Linked DNA regions of Homo sapiens: region 1 is linked to region 2. Evidence: read pairs that join two places in POLR2A ChIA-PET (ENCODE). Cell type or tissue: A673. All regions are shown on one strand.

What was found. ChIA-PET counts read pairs that join two places held together with the same protein. Peaks named below come from ENCODE experiments on the same cell type or tissue, not always from the same donor. Only the 100,000 strongest peaks of a DNase experiment are listed, where the experiment ranks them.
Region 1: POLR2A ChIA-PET joins it to region 2 with 6 read pairs; 3 of 35 experiments call an interaction of 5 or more read pairs at or near these places.

What each region holds. Positions count from the first base shown.
Region 1 is chr10:35,137,438-35,139,937 of GRCh38, forward strand. CREM (cAMP responsive element modulator) reads left to right here. Exons shown (of 8, transcript NM_183011.2): 2 at 345-442. The coding sequence starts at 399. Among named protein-coding and RNA genes, the nearest start is that of CREM, 12 kb to the left of the region's middle. In A673, no CTCF peak of the experiment used is centred here; no DNase peak of the experiment used is centred here.
Region 2 is chr10:35,433,240-35,435,739 of GRCh38, forward strand. All of the region lies in intron 1 of CCNY (cyclin Y), which reads left to right. Among named protein-coding and RNA genes, the nearest start is that of CCNY, 98 kb to the left of the region's middle. RefSeq lists a silencer at 596-665. In A673, no CTCF peak of the experiment used is centred here; a DNase peak (open chromatin) is centred at 972; H3K27ac peaks cover 427 bases.

The DNA.
Region 1 (2,500 bases), 300 kb before region 2:
TATACTTAGTATTAGATGATTTAGATAGCACTGCTTTCTCTTCAGTAGAAAATAATCAGAAAAATAGTTTATCATTTAAGTTTTGTCAATTTTTTTCCCTAGGAAGATAAGAAAAATACAGTAGAAGTAAGATTGACAAAAAACCGTACAGGGCTGTTTTTAGCTTTCTAGTCTTTTGGTTTTTTTTGGTGGGGGGGAGTTATTTTTTATTTTTAGTTTTATAGAAATTAGAATATTCTTCCTGGCCTTGTTTTGAGAGGTTTTAATTTAAATAAAATTTAATTTGAGAGTTTTTGAAGTGAAATGTTACGATCTCCCAATTCAACATTATAATTTTACTGCAGGATAAATAAAGAAAACAGGAAAGGAGGAAAGCATTGATTACAAATATCTTAACAATGAGCAAATGTGCAAGGAAAAAATATATTAAGACAAATCCAAGGTAGGTAGATGTACGTTTTTCTGTTCTTTTGAAAATTCTACTTAGCTTAAAGTTCATGATGAATAAATTGATATATAGATGTACACATACATGTATGTATGTATATATATTCTATTATAATATATACTCAAATTATTCAGCCATTCACTTAAGGCACCATCTACTGTGTACCATGCTGGGCACTGTAGGAGATGTGTCGGTATGTCAGTTGACTTATGCTAAGTACTAGTCTTTTCGTTTAGAAAGTAGACCAATATGAGGATGTCGATAGTTAAGTGGAATTGTAGAATTCGAAGAATCCCCAGGGTTTTATTCTTCCTCCCGGCCTTTCGGCCATACTTGTACTTAACCTTATAAAACAGAAGAAAGTCTCTACCAACGTTTTAAAAATATCCAAATAGAATTTTTCAAGTTTTCTTTTGATTACTTTCAGAGACATTCTGTTTCGTTAGTTGGATGTAGTCCTAAAGAGAAAATTGATTTTCCACTTTTTGTAAAGTTATTTAAAATAATAGAAACAACTTTAATAACTTCCTTTTCCAATTGGATTCTATTTTTAGAAGAGATGAAAAATTTTTTCAAGGGTAGTGCACTTCCTCTGCAATGTAATTTGTCTTTGAAAATTGGATACAACTAAAATTTTAGAATTTTTTTTTTTTTTTTTTTGGAGACAGAGTCTCACTGTTACCCAGGCTGGTGTGCAATGGCACAATCTTGGCTCAGTGCAACCTCTGCCTCCCAGGTTCAAGGGATTCTCCTGCCTCAGCCACCTGAGTAGCTGGGATTACAGGGTGCCACCATACCCGGCTAATTTTTTTAATTTTATATTAAAACAATTTATTACTAAAAAAAATTTTTTTTAGGCCGGGTGCAGTGGCTTAATCTGTAATCCCAGCACTTTGAGAGGCCAAGGTAGGAGAATTGCTTGAGGCCAGGTGTTAAAGACCAGCCTGGGGAAAAAAAAAGAGAAAAGGGAAGAAGACCAGCCTGGGTAACATAGCAAGATCCTGTCTCTTAGAAAAAAAATTGTTTTAATGGAGGGTCCTATTTTTTAAAAAAACAATAGATATATTAATATTTTATTAATTTGGATCCCAGTATATTCAAAACAGGTTGGGATAATATTTGCTTTTCTATCAAAGTTTGCTAAATAATATAAAGGAGATTTCAGAGAAATATTTAACTTCAAAAGAAAATAATCCTGCTATTATTAGTTGTTTGTAAATTTAAATATCTCCATTTTAGCAATTTTTTTTTTTTTTGAGACACAGTGTCACTGTGTCCAGGCTGGATTGTAGTGGCACAATCTTGGCTCACTGCAACCTCTGTCTCCAAGGTTCAAGTGATTCTTGTGCCTCAGCCTCCGAGTAGCTGGGATTATAGGTGCGTGCCGCCACACCCAGCTAATTTTTGTATTATTAGTAGAGATGGAGTTTCACCATATTGACCAAGCTGGCCTCAAACTCCTGACCTCAGGTGATCCACCTGCCTAGCCCTCCCAAAGTGCTGGGATTACAGGCATGAGCCACCATGCCCAGCCACCATTTTAGCAAATTTTTACCTGTTTTTTAGAATTGTGGAACCAAATATTTGCCAGTATTTTGCTTGTTGTTAATTTATAGTGCTTAGTGGACTTGTTTGTTTTCGTTTTTATTGTTTTATCCTTACATGTTTTTATTTTTAATTATTTTGTAATTCATAATTGCCCATTGGTTCTTTTCTCTCTAAAAAGGATTATTGTTTAAGATTAAAATACTACATAGTTAATTAAAGACTATTAGTTTTAGTACAACTATGTTTATTTAATATTATCACAACTATGTTTAATACAGAAGGTGAGATTTGGGAAAATATGTTCTATGAGACATCTCTTCAATTTTAATGTATTTAGCTATAAATTATATAGTGAATAATGTAAGATTATAATGGACTCTATAAATTCTATCTGGAGCAGCTGTGGCTGATTTATAGATGTTAATGTTGTATGTACATCATTTACAGCTGAGTTTGGGGTCCTGCATTTCTGCTGAGATAGTGCCTGAAAAATGCCTGGTACAG
Region 2 (2,500 bases):
CTCCCTCCTCCTATTGTAAAACGTTTTGAATGAAATAAAATACATTTTTCCTTTGTACTCTCTTCTCAGCTTTTAAATTTACTTTTTTCAAGTCCTAGAATGTTTTTCAGCCTTATTTTTATTTATCTAATAAAACCTCTATTTTGGGGTTTCTTTTCATACCTTCAGTACCATAAGAAGATTTCAGGGTAGTTATTTGACAGGTTCTTGTCAAATAGTATAACACAACAGTCATCAAAGAAAAGGTGTGGAAAATAATGTTCAGTGTTCCAAAGTAGAAAAATTAGATATGTTAGTTATTGTAAATAAAAAGATAAAAACATGGATTTTCTAGTGTATGATACATGTATTAGTCTTGGTTCTACCATCTTAAGAAATAGTGGTTTTTTGAGATGAAGTTTCACTCTTGTCACCCAGGCTGGAGTACAGTGGTGCGATCTCGGCTTACTGCATTCTCCGCCTCCTGGGTTCAAGCAGTTCTCCTGCCTCAGCCTCCCCAGTATCTGGGACCACAGGCACGTGCCACCATGCCTAATTTTTTGTATTTTTAGTAGAGATAGAGTTTCACCATGTTGGCCAGGCTGGTCTCGAACTCCTGACCTCAGGTGATCCTTCTGCCTTGGCCTCCTCAAAGTGCTAGGATTACAGGCGTGAGCCACTGCACCTGGCTAAGAAATAGTTGTTTCTGAAAGTGATGCATGTTACCACAGGAATTTGACTAGTAGTGGCAGTATTTCCTTGTATGCGAACTTAAGTGCTACAAATCTCATCAGTCATATTTACACACTTGTGAGTGACAGGGAAGGGGAGCAAGAGCCTGCCTGTGAATTGTCTTTGCTGGAAAATAATCTTCTATTAATTTATTCTCTTTAGGGTATTAAAAACCAGTGACATGTAGCATGAAGGCGGATGAGGCCCATATTGCTAATGTGATGCAGATGTGGACGTTCATTGTGGCTTTGGTTTTTACCCACAAAGGCTGTAAGTCTGGAAAAGACTGGCCCATTGCCATGAGTAATTATGTTGTCTCCCTCTGTCTGAAATGGGGATTTGGGTGTGATGGGTTCAGGGAAAAGTGATGGCTGTGTAATCTCTCCACTCACAAATGCGTTATGACCCTGATGGAGTGCCCAGCTGAGCGCACTGTGGAGTGGCGCATCCTCAGGGACAGAGCCTGGCTATGGACAGGAGAGTTTTGTCCTGCTCTTACTTTTGGGACTAATACTACACATATATGATTTTATGATTTTAGAGACTTGCATTATTTGACAAATGGTATTTAAAAAAGTTTTCAAATGGGAAGTGTTTAATTTTGAACTCTGTTTTTCTTGGTGTAAATTTTGCCCTTAAGTGATCCTTTGTCAAACACTTTTTACAAAACATTTAAGAGCAAGACTCTCCTTTCCACTTAGGAAGTATCACTCTTTATTCAGAGGGATGCTTTGAATGAAACCAATAAGTAGGTATTTTCAGAATGACTTCCCCTGTTTGCCTTGTTCATATCACAGTTCTGAGAATGACTGTATTTTTTGACCCATGTCTAGGCACATTTGCCCTTCTCAGCTGGGGCTGCTGCTTGGATAAGACTCTTTTCTGCTCTCTCAGTTATTTATTGCTTCTGTTTTTCTCCCCTTTCCTCACTTTGTGCCCCTTATACTTTCTTTCTACTTAATGTATCTCCTGCTTCTCGACTCCTTTTTACTTTGAGAATGTCAGAGAACAGAATGATCTGTGCTGAGCGCTGTGAGATGATGGACTGGTGAAGAAGGCAGGGGGCGAGGAGGCAAATGAGGAAACCCAAAGCCCCCCTGCCTTGCAGAGGCTGCACCTGGATTGGGGCAATGAGTTGAGGCATCAACATGTGGATTTCATGAGTCTGAGAGATGACTGGGGAGAGTGTCTATCCAGGGCCAATAAACAGAAGAGGATGGTTGGAAACATGGATTTTAAGGCTAGGAGTTGGAAGCTCCAGGTCCCTATCTCTGCCAGGGCCTTCAGTAGCTACAGGGTAAGACACTTACACTTACCTGGTAATCAGTTTCCTTGTCTGTGAGATAATGGAAATAACTATCTGTTCTACCTATGGACAGGCTTATTGTGAAATTGAAATAAGATAGGATGTACATAAAGGCCCCTTGTAAGGGATTAAGCCCAATGTGTGGAATAAACCTGCCCCATACCCTTGGGGAACAGTGTGGCCTAGTGGGTCATATCGGGCTGTCTCATAGGCCCGTGTGGCCCATCTGCGTGGAGGACTGGTTCTACCTGAGGATAAGTAATATGAGAGATGATTTCTATACTAAAATAATCACACACGTTGTCTTGTACAATACAATGCTTAACCTTTATTTTAAAGATAAAACATGGCACAGTCAAGCTGCCGTTACAGCTCTGTGTTCTTTCTGGGTTACCTGTTTACACACTTTTGTATATTAGACTATTTCAGTCACAGACCTTGCGAGCTGTTGGTACAATCAGAAGCTTTTGTGTTGAGGACTCA